2 separate regions of the Homo sapiens genome follow, and region 1 is linked to region 2. A link is an interaction called in ENCODE POLR2A ChIA-PET data of the cell type or tissue named here. Cell type or tissue: PC-9. All regions are shown on one strand. Each heading gives the region's core, and the rest is flanking DNA. Links, peaks and the distances in the headings are about the cores only.

Evidence for each region. ChIA-PET counts read pairs that join two places held together with the same protein. Peaks named below come from ENCODE experiments on the same cell type or tissue, not always from the same donor. Only the 100,000 strongest peaks of a DNase experiment are listed, where the experiment ranks them.
Region 1: POLR2A ChIA-PET joins it to region 2 with 5 read pairs; 2 of 35 experiments call an interaction of 5 or more read pairs at or near these places.

The regions. Positions count from the first base shown.
Region 1 is chr5:141,838,438-141,846,748 of GRCh38, reverse strand. No RefSeq gene overlaps it. Among named protein-coding and RNA genes, the nearest start is that of PCDH1, 36 kb to the left of the region's middle. RefSeq lists a silencer at 351-645 and an enhancer at 7,273-8,011. In PC-9, for the core only: no CTCF peak of the experiment used is centred there; DNase peaks (open chromatin) are centred at 2,998 and 3,378; H3K27ac peaks cover 1,713 bases.
Region 2 is chr5:142,534,032-142,542,342 of GRCh38, reverse strand. No RefSeq gene overlaps it. Among named protein-coding and RNA genes, the nearest start is that of FGF1, 150 kb to the left of the region's middle. In PC-9, for the core only: no CTCF peak of the experiment used is centred there; no DNase peak of the experiment used is centred there.

The sequences.
Region 1 (8,311 bases), core at 1,207-6,206, 700 kb after region 2:
TGCTGGGCCAAACCCCTTCCCCTCCAACCCCATCCCCTGGAGTAATATTGGGGAGATGTGGGCTTCATCAGTCAGCCCATCTGTCCAGCTTAATCTTCCACCTGTTCTATAGCTGCCCCCAACCCCCCTCCCAGTTTCAGGACAGGTCTCAGCCCGCTATTTTCCCAGTGGGTTCTGGGGTTCCTAGTCCTCTTGGGCAGGCGGGGCAGGTTAGGGCCCCTCCAGAATCTGCCATTACAGATCCTGGATGAAACAGAATTTAGTATCTGACCTGCAGGGGCCAAGGGGTGGATGTTTCCCAGATGAAGATGACCAAGGGGTTTAGGGGCTTAGGCCTTTTAGAGTTTCCCCCTTGGCCTGGGTCTCACTTCAAGGAGGCGGCCTGGATCCCTGTCTGATTCCCCCTCAAAGAATGCTTCCTGTAACATGGATACATTTCACACACAGCCGCCCGCCCCTGCTGCAGAGCGCACACAGCTCCTCTCACACACACTCACCATCCAGCTGCACCGTGCGTCTCCATGGCAACCAGTAGGCCTGGTCCACGGATGTTAGAAATAAGTGCCAGAGGAAGAGGAGAGAGAGAGGGAGAGGGAGAAGGGAGAAAGAGAAATAAAGAGACTTAGAAAGATAACCTCCCAAGGAGAGCCCTACCCTTTCCTTACAACCCTGCCAGGAAGACGTGAGTGGATTCGGGCCCTGAGGACGGAGGAGCTCAGGGTGGGGACTAAGCAGTAGATTAGGGGCTGTCTGGACACAGGTAACGGGGCACAGTGGGCAGTAAGGAGTGGGCAGAATCAAGGGAACTTTCTTGACAGTCTGTAGTCTTGGGATAGGAATACTTGGTCTAGGTGAAAAAGGCAGATGGGGGTGGGTGGGTAGGGGTGGAAGACTTGGGGAAGCTACTTTCTCTTCTTCCTGGCCTAATTGGCTGTTCGGGCCGAAACCACCTCTTAGTCACTTAGTCTAATCAGAATTGTTCCGGAGAAGACAGTCGGGGAGGGGAAGGAGAAGCAGGGGTGTGAAGGGGGAGGGTGGGTGGAGACAAAGCTGGGTGAAGGTGGGGGTGGGAGTTCCTTCTACCACCTGCCATCCATCCTATCGCCACCCAGTGGATGGGGTGGGCTGTGACTATACAGGCTGATGGGTCTCTCTAACAGCCTCCCAGCTGCCACTAGCACCCCTTCACGCCCACTTGCTTTTTACTCTGCCCCTTCTCGTCTGTCTCCATGTATCTCTGTCTCTAGCTCTAGCTCTCACTCTCACTCTCTCCTGGTCACCCTGTCTAGCTCCTCACCTTCCTTTCTCCCCTTCCTGGGAGTCTCCTGACCTCTGGCCACCAATATTTGTGTATGGAACAGATAAAGGATATAGGATTGCTAATCTAGGCCAATCCACTGGTGAGTGGAGGAGGAGCAGGGGGAGGGGATTATACTGAAAGGAGCCCTGTCTTTGGGGAGAAAGAGAGAGTAGGGTGGACGCTGGCCTGGCACGACTCCCCTCCACATACCCACACAGGTCAGGGTGTGTGTGTGTGTGTGAGTTTGGTCTGGAGCTGGACGGGCTGACTGTCTCAGACAAGTTACTTAACCTCTCTGTGCATCACTTTTTCTAACTATGAGATGAGGATAATACATTCCAAAAATGCAGTGTGGATTTAAGGTGAGAATGCACGTAAGTTGCTTAGCATGGTATATTGTAAGGGCTCAATAAATGGCAGCTTTTATCATCACTCCAGACTCTTGTCCTTTCTCCGGGGTCCTTCTGGAGCCAGGACAGCTGCATCTTCCAATCCCCTCCTCCTGCCACTGCTTCTCCATTCTTGGGGGCCCAAATTGCCTCTCAGTTCCTGGACCCATCCCCCTTGCCTGGCTCCCAGGGCTACTCACTATGGTGTCCCCGTGTAGGGGATGAGGCTGGGATCCTGCCCTCTGCCCACAAGGTCTGGAGGGACACACTTCTTCAGTTTAGGGTCTGTTTTTCCCTTCTCTGCAGGCCTCAGAGGGGAGGAAAGGGGACAGCCATAAATGATGTAGGGGAAGCGTACTTGCTGAGGGGGACAATAAGGGATGAGCAGCGTCCAGAAACCTAAATATTTCATGGGGCTGCAGCGCTGGGAAGGGCAAAGTCCCTGAGCTGTGTTTGTGCATATGCGCTTGACTCCATGTGGCTTGGAGCTGTTCCATATGCCCAATGCCCTCCTTACCCCCCAACCCTCAAAATGCTACACTCAGGAAAGCTGCTCTCGTGAACCCTTTCCTGGCCAAGATCCCTCCAAAACCTTCCCAGCACATGTATATTTCATTTCTTATAGCTGTAGTGGTTCCTACGGCTTTTAGGCTGTATGTTTACACAGTCATGTCTTTTTTTTGCCCCTGTGTTCAATGTCCCCCCCTCCGTAGGGACAAAAAAAGGCATGACTCCCAAGGACTGGTACCCTTAACCCTCATTCCCTCTGCCTTATCAGGAGACCCCAGTAGCTGGAAAAAGCTGGTGGGTTGGGAGCAGAGGCAGAGGTTGGGGTGGTAGGGAGGAGGTCGAGGTCTCCCGAATTTATGTCTCTGTCACGGTTGACTAAGGAGGAAGGTGTCCAGCAGAACAGGTGGGAATGAGGGGGACAGCATCCGAGTCTAGTGGCTTCCATGCCCCCTGCTTGCAGATGAGCTGGGGGACTGTCTCTGTCAAACCTCTGTCTTAGGGTAGTTCCTGTAGGGCTGCTGCCTATGACCCTTTCCTGACAACATATCTAAGTAAGGGAATAGAAGGTGTCCCTTTCAATCTTGGTCACAGGCCCCCCTTGTCCCTTTCCTTGACCGTATTCCAATCTATGATTATTTAATCTTTTTGAGCCTTCAATTTCTGCCTCTTCCCACTAGAATAAAAGTTTGCAGGAGGCCAGAACGTTGTTTAACTTATTTACCACCACCGAAAATATTTGTTGCATGAATGAGTGAATGGAAGGAATTCTGCTTAGAGATTCTGTAGCCAGAGCAAGATAAGGGAGGGAGAAGGAGGGCAGGCTCCAGATGAGTAGGGCTGTAGGTGAGAACTGTGGTGAAAAGGGGGAAAGAGGGTTAGATGGTGAAGAGAGTGGGTGGGATGGGTTGGGAGGGACAATGGGGAAGAGGAGAGACCTGGGATGGAAGCAGATGGAGCTAGAACCAGGAGGCATGGACTTTAGGGGAAGGGATTCAGGTGCCCAGAGGCACCAGAGGCAGGGGCTTTGGGTAGGAGGAGGGCAAACCTGGAATAGGGAGTCAAGGACAGAGTGTGTCCTTGGCAAGGGCAAGGGGAAACCTGAAATTCAGGTCCGGGGCCACAGTGAGTAGAGTGCAGGGACCCACCAAGAGCAGCTGAGTCATAAGGATTTCCCAGGGCCTGCTGGTACCACCAATGTCCCTACAACTCACTCTCATCCCCAGATCTCCTCCCCTTGTCCTTCTAAGCCCATAAACAGGAAATGCCCCAGGCTGGGCTGGCCAGGCCGCCCTTATAGAAAGAGCCAGGGATCCTCCTCTGGCTGGGAAGGAGGCAAAGCCACAGGGGCTCCTGACCCTTTGATTACCCATGCTCTACCCAGGGAGGCTCCTTCGGAAGCCTCCGTCTTCCCAAATCAAAGGTGATGGCAATATTAACTCATTAGCACTAAGCCCCTAGAGGAAGCTGGATTTGAGGGGTAATCTTTTCACAGGGCCTCACCTTGTTCCTTGGCCCTCTCCTCAGCCCAGGGGCTTCCTGAGAAGGCAGACAAGGGACAGGCGAGATAGCCTGGAGGCTGGGGGGTGGGGAGATTCCCCTGAGAAGCAGTGTCTCCCCGGAATTGGGCAGAGTGGCTATGTGTGTGGGGGTGGGGGTGAGGGAACAGAGGAGATTGGAGGTGTGCACCTGCAGTGGTTGTCATGGTAACCTGGCCCAAGGGGGTGGCCTCTCCCCCAAAGCCCTGTGAAGCTTGGAACACAAGAGTGGAGACACACACACACACACACACACACACACACACACACACACACACACACACACGGTTTTGCAGAACTCTACTTCTGGGTTCTCTCTACTCCTCGGCTGCCCCTCTTCTCTCTACTTCTCTGGGTGAGGCTGACACGAGGGAGGGGGCCGTGGGAAGAGGATGTGTCAGGGTGCCAGCAAGCGGGAGGCCCTCCACAAGGTGGGTAGGGGATGTGCTTCGCAAATGGGTGGTTTGGTGTGGGATTATGTGTGCAGCGTAGCTGGGTGGTGTCCCCGTATCCACGGAGGACATGTATATACCCAGGTGACCCAGCCCCAGTCCTGCAGTCAGACCACACAGGAGAGGGATTTGGGGGGGATGATTATTAACAAAGACAACAATAATCACAGTTATCTTTAATTGAGAGTTTATTAAATTCCAGCTATGTGGTTGTGGTAAACATTTTACAGGCAGTGTCTCATTTGATTTTCAGCAATAGTACAAGGTAGGAACTATTAGCCCCGTTTACAGATGAGAAAACTGAGGTTCTAAGAGTTTAAGTAACTTGTTTCAGGTCAAGGAGCTGGAAAGAGACAGGTCAAGACTCTGTAGGAGGGGAGGAGGCACAGGACAGGGGTGCCAGCTGCTGAGGCCACTAGTCCTGTCCCCAGGCCCCAGGGGTCACTTATGCCCATGTGTCCCCATGCTTCCTGGCAGGACTGGTCTGGTGCCATGCCAAGAGGCAGAGCTTGGGAACTTCAGATCCTTGTGCCTGCCTGGACTGGGCCAGGCTGGTCTGGGGCAGCTGAGGGCACCTGTGAGAGTGCAGGGGTACACCAAGCAGCGGGCATCGTGATTGGCACGAGCCAGGGGAGCGGCTGGCAGCCTTGTTCCTGGTAAACACGAGGAGAGGTTACTTCACAAGGAAACAGTAATTAACTTTAATTAGCACCTTGCATCTCAGAATATTATTAACATCTCAATTTCTCTAATCAAGACAGCAGGAGAGGGGCGGCATCTGCTTTGCTGACTCCTTCCTGGCCATGCTCCCTGGCTTGGCTTGGGTTCCTGCCCGGCCCCCACCCCTTGGAAGGCTCCCAGGAGTACCTCCTCAGAGGCGAGTTGCCAAGGGGAGCCGGGGCTGAAGGGCAGAGAGCAGGTACGGGCCAGGGACACGCCAGCCAGCCCCAGCAGATGCAGGGCAGCAGGGCAGGGGCAGGACTCTTTACCTGCCACCTTATCTTTCCAAATAGACTCTAAGCACCGAGGACAGCAAGGCTTCTGTTCCCGATCCCATGAATACACATAATATAGCCTTCTTCTCTTTCTCCCTTACCCCTTTCCTCCCTCCCTTCTTTACTTCCTTTGTTCCTTCTCTTCCCTCCTTCCCCCTTCCCTCCTCTCTCTCTCCCTTCTTCGAGCTAACCTCCTTTTCTTTTTCCCAGTCTCTCCCTCATGCTCCCTGTCCTCCCCACTGGAATTCTCCATTTTAACAAGCATTTATTAAGCAGACCTTACAGGACAGGGGCCCTGCTCCCACAACTGGGGATACAGTAATGGGCACAGGATAAATCCTGCCCTTGGGTAGTTTAGAATCTCACAGGGGAGATAAGGCTCGAGTATAAAGAACTCTCATCTGGGCTTCATACTGATAGGCATCATAATGGCTGGGCAGATAAGGGGCTGAGGGGTTGTAGGAGGGAGGGGGACATGGGAGGGACCAGGGCCCTAGTTGTGGGGCACCAAGGCACGCGGAGGGCAGCAGGATCCAGAGGCAGCGAGGGCACTTGGTGCTGTTCAGCCCTCTTTAGAAGGCCATCACAAGGGAAGTCCCTGAGGGTGCAGAAAGTGACTCTCTTCATTGTACCCACCCTCAGTGGCTGTTAACCCTGCCACGTGTCTGATATTAATAACTGACTGTCCTCCTTGGTCTAATTACAGCGGCCTGCTGCTTGCACAATTTGTTATTTATTTGGCAGTGTCCTCGGGGCTATCTCTCTAGTCCATCCAATTTGTATTTACTGAGCACCTACTATGCCTGGAGGGCTGGGTCTACCCTGGAGTAGGCTCCCAGTGCTGGAGCTCCTCTCTATAGAGACTGGAGGGATCAGGAGAAAGCTGCCTACAGGCCTGGGCATTTCAGGAAAAAAAAAAAAAAAACACAACACACACACACACACACACACACACAAACACACACACACAGAAACCTGGCAGTGTCAGCAGGAGGTTCCCCATAGGGAAGAGTCTGGTTCCACATTGGCCTCATCAGCACCCCTGCCCTGCTGCTGTACTTGTGCCTACAGTGTCGCCTTTGGGCACCTCCCCCAACTCCATCTCTATTTTTATACCATTTAGAGGATAGCGTCAGAAGACTAAAGTCCAGCTATAAATCTTGTCCAACATTAACCCAGAGGGCAGGTTAAATGTTCAGCGGAGACCCCAATCTCAAACCCACCTAGCTGGGAGGGCACACACCATTTGATTTTATTATTTGCCTTGGTTCAGAAAACTGATCCCACATCAAGTTGCCAGGTGCAAAGTGGGACAGGTTATATCTGACCGCCCAGCTAATGTGGGCCACAGAACAGGAATGGGAATTGCTTTTCCTTTGCTGTCACTCTATTCCCCAGTTATGATTGAATTTCCTGGAGGCCTACAAGATTTTACTTATTTAATTCTCATAGTAAACCGTAAAAAGTGGGAATTATTATACCCATCTTACAGTTGGGGAAACAAGACAAAGAGATGAAGTCACATAGCTGGTAAGAAAGTGAAAGCATGGTGGGACAAGAACTGCTGGGATCACTTCCTCAGTTTTGATCTCTACACTTTATTGGGGGACCTCTGTCCTCCTGGAGCTTGAGCGCTGGGGAGGGGCGATGCTGGGCATGGTCCCTGTCCTTAAGGAAAATTACTTGCCAGTTAGAAACTCTAGCTCTTGGCCAGGTGTGGTGGCTCATGCCTGTCATCCCAGCACTTTGGAAGGCCGAGGCAGGTGGATCACCTGAGGTCAGGGGTTCGAGACCAGCCTGGCCAACATGGCGAAACCCCATCTCTACTAAAAATACAAAAATTAGCTAGGCGTGGTGGCAGGCACCTATAGTCCCAGCTACTCAGGAGGCTGAGGCAGGAGAATCACTTGAACCCGGGAGGCACAGGTTGCAGTGAGCCAAGATCGCACCACTGCACTCCAGCCTGGGTGACAGAGAGAGACTCCGTCTCAGAAAAAAAAAAAAAAAAGAAAAGAAAAAAAGAAATTCTAGCTCTCCTTCTCCCTCTCCAGCTCCTCCCCACCTCCAGCCCCAGCTCCAGCTCCTCAGGGTTGGGGGCTGGGCCTCTATAATTGTAGAGTAATCCGCACAAGGCGGGGAAGAATCTGAAGTTTCCAAAGGCCTTTTTGATGTTGATGATTATGGTGATGACGAGGCTGCACGTCTCCTACCAAGACTGGGGCCTTTCATTGTTTCTCTCTCCATCGAGGTCTCTCTCTCTCTGCCCTGAGGACTGGTGTTGTCAGAGGACCAGCATTTGCTCCTCTTTTGGGGAGGAAGGCGAGGGACTTGGCCAAAGTGAAAGCTGGGGAGTCAGCCCCGCGTCACCTTCCTGGCGCTGGGCTCGGGGGAGCGCTGATGTGATCATTAGCATAACATTTGCATAAGGAACAATTGAGGAGATTGGAGTTGAGCCTCAGAGGAAACACCTGCAAAGAACAGTGAATGAAAGCTTCTCCTACCCCCCACCCTGAGATGTTTCCTACAAACCCCCCAGGATTGGGGAGGATGGCAGGAACCCAATGTGACTAAAGATGATGATGATTGGTTGTAATTCCCAGAGTGCCTACTAAGTGCCAGGCACTGAAGTGAATGTTCTGTTTCTCTTGATAAAATGTACCACCCTGGGTGGTACATTTTATAAGCCCCATTTTACAGAGGAGGAAGCTGAGGTTCAGCTTCCCACCCCAGTCATATAGACTATGTTTGTGGTATGGCTGCGCTTTGGAATCAGGTCGTGTGACTCAGTGCCTTCCACCTGTCACAGTGGGGCAGGGTGCTCTGGGCTCACCTTAGGGACCAAGATCCAGTCCAAAGACAGGCTCCAGCACACAGACACACATGCTCATGCACACATGCACAGCGGCTCTGCCTCTCTCCCACCCTGCTTCTGGAGGCAGGAGAGTTGGCTGACTTGGCCCATAACCAGGTTAGCCAAGATCCAATTAACTAGTTAGCGCAGGCAGAGCTGGGGGCAGGCAGGGTGCGCAGGAGAGCAGGACGGATGGGTCGGGTAATGTGCAGAGACAGCCAGAGACAGTGGCTCCGCTCTAACCTGATAAGCAGCTCCCAGCATCAATGTGCCCCGCCT
Region 2 (8,311 bases), core at 1,109-6,108:
GAACACCCGGGATCGTGGTAAGGTCTTTGTGAGCCTTGGTGAGCCGCAGCCTCTTCATTCCACAGCATGCAGCATAACTATGGAAGGATTCAAAAATTTTGCTTTTAAAATTATTGGGCTCCAAGGAGGTGATGTTGAAACAATTCCTCAGAAATGAGAAAATCTAACATACAGATTGTTTCCAAATGAAATAAAGCTTTTAACGAATACTAAACTTAAGAACTGATGGAGTTGATACAATCGGTTAGCTATTATAGGCATTTAATCCACTAAATTTGGGGGGTGGGGTTCTTTCATTTGTTGGAAAATATATTTATATTTTGCTGTCTAAGTCTGGGCCCAGTGGCTCACGCCTATAATCCCAGCACTTTGGGAGGCCGAGGCAGTTGAATCACTTGAGGTCAGGAGTTCAAGACCAGCCTGGCCAACATGGCGAAATCCCATCTCTACTAAAATACAAAAAAATTAGCTGGGCGTGATGGCAGGTGCCTGTAATCCCAGCTACTCAGGAGGCTGAGGCAGGAGAATCGCTTGAACCTGGGAGGCAGAGGTTGTAGTGAACTGACATCGTGCCACTGCACTCTAGCCTGGACGACAGAGCGAGACTCTGTCTCAAAAAAATAAATCAATAAAAAATAAATAAATATATTTTGCTGTCTATATAGATGCATATCATATATAGGATTTTATATATACTATCTATGTAACATTTTTTCAGGGCTAAATATTGCTATAGGCCCTCAAAAACCTGTTGGCCCTGAGCCCTGTGCCTGCAGAACCTAACAGATACAGTAGATTGTGAAGTAAATGTAACAGAAAAAATAATGTAAAAAGTTATTGCAACCCCAGGCTAGTGAATGGATTAACATGACTAGGAGGCCAGTTCTGTCAAGGCTCCTTGCCAACCCTAAGTCTCCAAGAGAAGCCCTGGATTTTTACACCCAGTCCTCTCCAGCCTTGCTGTAGGAAGCAGTCATCCCACCAGAGAGGTTTCTATTTCAGACCCACTCTCAGTCCCTTGGGAGTCTCCTCCAGGCTGTCCTTCCTAAACCACTTGAATCTCGATTTCTCCCACAGCTGATTTTTTTTTTTTCAAGATGTTAGCAATTCCTGTGGAACCATCTGGATGTTATTAAGAAAGTGTCCCGGGTCCTCTGAGGCAGCTGGCTGCGGCCTCTTGCCTTGTTTCCTGTGTCCTGGATGTCTAAGTTGACTTTCATAAGAAATTTGGAATATTAGCTTAAAAAAAGAAACAGTCAATATTTTTCAGGCGTTGAGCTCTTGCAGCTTAATTTCCCCGGCTGGGACTTTGCATTTCGAGTTCCCATCTTTGGCCCCTGCTCTGGGAAGGATGAAGCACGTCTGTTTTAAAAACAGAAAGCACCAGTGGTCGGGGTGAACCAGAAATCCAGTCTTCCCCACCCTCCCTAGTCAGCCTCACAAAAACTTCCTTATGTCGCTGCTGCTGCTGCTCAGCCACTTCCATACCCCCAGCCCCCGCTCCCAAGTGAGACCCTGAGTCTCTGTCCAAATGTACATGCTATTTAGTTCAGCTCTATAGGGCACTCTCCTAGCCTCCTTGAGGCAAAAAGAACAAATATCAAATAACAGAAAAATGGCTGAACAGATGACAATGATTCCGTGGTTAAGAGGGGTAACTGTGAATAGGTGGGACAATAGGAGACACCAATTTACCCGCTTCCTAACCACTAGCCAGGAGCACCTGGGGCCTGAACAGAGACGCTCCCATGGATTCATTTTACTACTTAGAGCCTGCAGATGGGGTTGGGGCACTGGCTTGCCTCACTTCCCGTTTATTACCCAAACTCAACAGCCAAGCTTTGGGTTCTTAGCCTTGACCATTTGCTTTCCCCACTAAAGGGGCCCATGGCCCACCTCTTCTTCTTTGTTGTTCTTAGACCTTCACCACCCCCACCCCCGACCAACTTGCATCTCATCACCCTTTCAATTTCATTAATAAAGTTAACACTAGTTATTTGGAAGATTTTTAAGACCCCCAATGCTATTAAATCAGACAACGTGATTAAGGACACCCACTATACCTAGGAAGTGCAAGCACAGAATGACTTTTCCAAAAGACAAACAGCCTAACTTTCTGTCTCTGATGCTGGTAGAACCAAGAGAAAATTTTGAACGGAAGCATACAATTCACTCTCCATTGAGGATTCACTCAAAAAGGAGGTAGAGATATGCCTTAATATTCCTAATATCCCTGTCACAATCCACAGGAATCTACAACCTCCTATCTGGTTTGCCATAGACACTCAGTAAGTGGTCTCACCAACCCCCATCTTTTTATTTTGAAAAGCTTAAGCTACAAAAAAACTAAAAGAATAATACAATGAACTCCTATATGCATTTTACCTAAATCACCAACTGCAGTTCAACTTTGAGCAACATGGGGGTTAAGACCCCCACACAGCCGAAAATGGAGTATAACTTTTGTCTCCCCCAGAACTTAACTACTAAGAGCCTACTGTGGGCTGGAAGTCTTACCAATCACATAAACAGTTGATTAACACATATTTTGTAGGTTAAATGTATTATATGTGGTATTTTTACAATAAAGTAAGCTAGAAAATAGAAAATGTTAAGAAAATCATAAGGAAGAGAAAATATATTTACTATTCATTAAGTGGAAAAGGATCATCACAAAGGTCATCATAAAGGTCTTCACATTTAGTAGGCAGAAAAGGAAGAAGAGGAGGGAAGAAGAGGAGAAGGAGGAGGGAGGGAGGAAGGAGGGGGAGAAGGGAGGGGAGGAGGGAAGGGGAAAGCAGGGAGGGGAGGAGGATGGAAGGGGGAAGCAGGGAGGGAAGGAGGGGAGGGGGAAGCAAGGAGGGGAGAGGGCGAAGCAGGGAGGGAAGGGGGGAAGCAGGAAGGGGAGGAGGGGAGGAGGGAGGGGAGGAGGGGAAAAGAGGGGTTGTCTTGCTGTCTCAGGGATGTCAGAAGTGGAAGTAAATTCCAAGCATAACTGGACCATAGCAGTTCAAACACCTGTTATTCAAGGTTCAACTGTATTACAATATTACCACATTTGCTTTCTCCCAATAATTTTTTCTGATACATTTGAAAGTGAAGCACAATGATCCCTAAATATTTCCTAAAAGGTAGAACATACAAGACATTTAACATTGAAAAAAAATTACCTAATAGACAGCTCATTCAAATTTCCCCAATTGTCCCAATGTCCATTATAGGGTTTTTTTGTTTTTGTTTTTTTTTGAGACAGAGTCTCACTCTGTCGCCAGGCTGGAGTGCAGTTGTGCGACTTCAGCTCACTGCAACCTCTGCCTCCCGGATTCAAGCGATTATCCTGCCTCAGCCTCCCGAGTAGCTGGGACTACAGGTGCACGCCACCACGCCCGGCTAATGTTTGTATTTTTAGTAGAGACAGGATTTCACCATGTTGGCCAGGATGGTCTGGATCTCTTGACCTTGTGATCCATGCATCTCGGACTCCCAAAGTGCTGGGATTACAGGCGTGAGCCACCGCGCCCGGCCCCGTTATAGCCTTTTAAACTTTGTCTCTGATTTTAAAATTTCAGATATTTTTATAAAATTGAGATATAATTCACATATAAAATTCACCCTTTTCAAGGGTACAACTCAGGTTTTTAGAACAGTCACAGGTTACACAACTATCACTACTATCTAATTCTAGAACATTTTCATCCACCTAGAAAAAAATCCTGCACCCATTAGCAGTCATTCCCTATTCTTCACCTCCCTGCAGCTCCTGACAAACACTAATCTGTCTCTGTGGATTTGCCTATTATGGAAATCTCATAGAAATGGACTCACAGAATATGTGTCCGTGTCTGGCTTCTTTCCCTTAGTATAATGTTTTCAGGGTTCATCTATATTTTATCTATTTGATAGTGGGTAGACATTTAAATTGTGCTATACTTGTTTTTAAAAGCCAGGACCCAATCAAGGACTATACACTGCATTTAGTTGCCAGTCACTAGTTTCCTTTAATCCAAATGCTACAACATTAATTCTAGAATGTTAATCTAGATTTAGATCCTAGAACATTCTTCCCATTTTACAACAGTAAAAGTTTTGAAGAGTACCAGTCAGATGTTTTGAAGGATGTCTTTCTGGATTTGTCTGATTGTTTCCATTATTTGACTCAGATTAGACAATTTTGGCAACACTACTGCATGGGTGAGGTTGCATACTTCCTGTTGCATCACATCAGAAGACACGTCATGTCAGTCTGTCCGATGATAGGTGATGCTAAATTTGGTTATTTGGTTAGATGGTATTTACCAGATCTCCCTATCAGAAAGATACACTTTTCTCTTTGTATAATATTAAAATAAGTGAAATTAAGTAATATTTAAGACCACGTGAATATCTTGTTTCCCAACAACCTTTAACCAATGGCTTTAACACCCAACTATGATTGTTACCTGAATCCCTTATTATAATGGTGTTACAAAATAGCAATTTTCTGGCTTTTCTGACTCTATAATTCCTTCTATATACAGACATGGGCATTTTGTAAAAAAAAAAAAAAAATGCTTTCCCTGCTCCATCCCATCTTTTTTTTTTTTTTTTTTTTTTTTGAGGCAGAGTCTCACTCTGTCACCCAGGCTGGAGTGCAGTGGCGTGATCTTGGCTTACTGCAAGCTCTACCTCCCAGTTCATGCCATTTTCCTGCCTCAGCCTCCCGAGTAGCTGGGACTACAGGCACCCGCCACCATGCCCAGCTAATTTTTTGTATTCTTAGTAGAGACGGGGTTTCACCATGTTAGGATGGTCTCGATCTCCTGGCCTCGTGATCTGCCCTCCTTAGCCTCCCAAAGTGCTGGGATTACAGGCGTGAGCCACCATCTTTTTAATCTCCACTGTGAACTCATAGTTTTTTTTTTCAACTTAATGCATTATAATCAACATCATTTGTCCCAAATTTGGGAAATGGGATCCACTTTGAGTTAGCTCATCTATCTTTTCTGATGTGTTCCCATCAGTCTTTAAGTATTTCTTTGCTTTATGTGTCTAAAGATGGGAAAAAACAAAGGAGAGAGTGTCTTACTCTCTTACACAGTCAAACACTTCGCTTCTGACACCAGATGTGTGGAGGTGGCTTTTTCCTATACGCCAAGCAATTCTCCAGCAGACACCTGGATATTCTGGGTATCCTTGAACTCAATTCAATTCTGACACACTCTTGGCCGGGCGCGGTGGCTCACGCCTGTAATCCCAGCACTTTGGGAGGCCGAGGCAGGCAGATCACAAGGTCAAGAGATCAAGACCATCCTGGCCAACATGGTGAAACCCCGTCTCTATTAAAAGTACAAAAATTAGCTGGGCATAGTGGTGCACGCCTGTAATCCCAGCTACTCGGGAGGCTGAGGCAGGAGAATCGCTTGAACCCGGGAGGCAGAGGTTGCAGTGAGCCGGGATTGTGCCACTGCACTCCAGCCTGGCGACAGAGCAAGACTCCATCTCAAAAAATAAATAAATAAATAAATAATAAAAATAAATAAAAAATAAAAAATTCTGACACACTCTGCCTGAAGAGATGGCCAGATCCCACAGGTTAAGGGTTCAGTCCCACAAGACTGCCCCCTACTTCAGATGCCAGTCACAAACGCCAGGTTGGGACCTGTACTTCTGAGCAATCAGCTATAAATTGGTGTTCCCACAACCCCCTTCTTGGGTCCAATTAATTTGCAAGAGTACCTCACAGAACTCAAAAAAACAAGTTACTTCCATTTACCTCTTTATTACAAAGTATTTTTAAAGGATATAAATGAATAGCCAGAAGAAAAGAGACATAAGGTGAGGTTTGGAAGGATCCCAAGTGTAGCAGCTTCCCTCCCTGTGGAGCTGGGGTGCACAACCCTGCCCGCACTTGAATGCATTCTTGTTAACCAACCTGGAAGCTGCAGGAACCCAGTCTTACTTGGGTTTTTATGGAGGCTTCATTACATAGGCATGATTGATCAAACCACTGGCCACTGGTGACCAACCTTCAGCCCCTCTCCCGTTCCCAAAGGTGGAGGAGGCTGGATAACTGGACCCTATAATTACATGGTTGATTCCCCTGGCAACCAGCCCCCATGCCGTGGATATCTAGGGACTTTCCAAAAATCACATCATTAAAATAAGTTCACTGTAGTCGAAAGAGGCTTGTTATGTACAACCAAAGACACAACTTTCACCTTGCACCTGTTTCAGAAGCCCAAGACAAAGGGCGAAATATTTTAACAAAAGGTATACCAATTGCTCTCATCACTTAGAAAATTACAAGGGTTTTAGAAGCCACGAGTCAGGAACTGTACATGAAAACAAAAATATACACATAAATGTATATAGTCATGTGCCACACAGTGACTTTTAGTCAGCAATGGGCCACATATACAAAGATGGTCTTATAAGATTGTAATGGAACTGCCCTATACAGGCAAACCACTTTTAAAAGTCTTTTACATTTTTACTGTACCTTTTCTATGTTTAGATATATTTAGATACGCAAATATCTGATGTTACAATTTCCTACAGTATTCAGTACAGTACATGCTGTACAGGTTTGTAGCCTAGGAGTAAAAGTCTATCTGTATACTATATAGCCTAAGTGTGCAGTAGGCTACACCATTTAGGTTTGTGTAAGTACATTCCATGAGGTTTGCACAATGACAAAATCACCTAGTGATGCATTTCTCAAAATGTATCCCCCTTGCTAAGTAATGCATGACTGAATATATATTTGTTTCACAATATCACAGTGGCACAATAAGATGTTTGTTTGTTTGAGATGGGGTCTCCCTCTGTCACCCAGGCTGGAGTGCAGTGGTGTGGTCTTGGCTTACTGCAACATCAGCCTCCCGTGCTCAAGAGATCCTCCTACCTCAACCTCCCAAGTAGCTAGGACTATAGGCACACACCACCACATGGGGCTGATATTTGTATTTTTTATAGAGATGGGGTTTCACCATGTTGCTGAGGCTGGTCTCGAACTTCTGGAATCAAGTGATCCACCTGCCTCAGCCTCCCAAAGTGCTGGGACTACAGGTGTCAGACACAGCACTTGGCCACAAAATGTTTCAGACTCACTTTGTACTTTCCCTTCTTCAGACCTTAAATCAATATTTCTCCAAGGAGGCCTAGCTTGGCTTTGTGAGAAATGGTATTTAGATACCAAAATCAGGATACTAGATGTGCTCATTGATACTGGGTTTGATACTGGGTTTTCTTACATGTCTTTGCCTGAATGACTTATAGCATTTATTTAAGCCTTCCATGTGTAACCTCTCTTGTGATACTTATCTGGGTTTCAATTAGTAAGTAACACTTACTACATCTTCAATGTGTCCTAAATGTTATAGGTAAAATAGTTGCCAATTTTTTTTAGTATTTACCAAGTGCTCAAAAAACTCTGTACATGGTATTTGCATGCAGTACTTAGTCTCTGTAACAACTCAGTGATGTAGGCATTATTATTCATCCTTATTTGACAAATGAAATAACTGAAGTACAGAGAGGTGAGTACCCTATTCAAGGTCACAAGGTCACACAGCTCGTAAATGGCGGAACTGGGACTCAATTCCAGGTCTTTCTGACTTTAAACCTGCTGAACTACTAGGTAATATTATGCCAAAAACAAACACTGTAAAGGAAATAGAAGTATGCCTTCAAGCTAACTATGCCTGGGTATATGACATCATATTTGTAAAGTGAGTGGGATTATTTTATAATCTAACTTAGAGGCAGAGCCTGCTGGTGTGAGGAGGGCAGAAGGCACATGAATGAGTAAATCCCTTCACTTTTCCAGGCCTCAGCTACATCATCTGTAAGAGTGGAATGATGATATATCCTATACCTGTATTCCATATAAGGTTACTGTGGGGATCAAATGGTATTACATAAACAGTAGTCTTGGCAGAAATTATAAATCTCTAATACAAGAAGTGGCTCTCAAATCAAACTGAGTATGTAAAATAATTACCTAAGCGGAGGGGTGTGGGCTGAGTTTAAAGTGCAGATTATTGGGTCCTACTCTTAGAGATTGTGATTTAGTGGCCTGGTGTGGAGCCCAGGAATCTGAATTTTTTCTTTTTTTTTTTTTGAGATGGAGTTTCGCTCTTGTTGCCCAGGCTGGAGTGCAATGGCGTGATCTCGGCTCACTGCAACCCCCGCCTCCTGGGTTCAAGCAATTCTCCTGCCTCAGCCTCCCAAGTAGCTGGGATTACAGGTGTGTGCCACCACACCCGGCTAATTTTGTATTTTTTTAGTAGAGATGGGGTTTCACCATGTTGGTCAGGGTGGTCTGGAACTC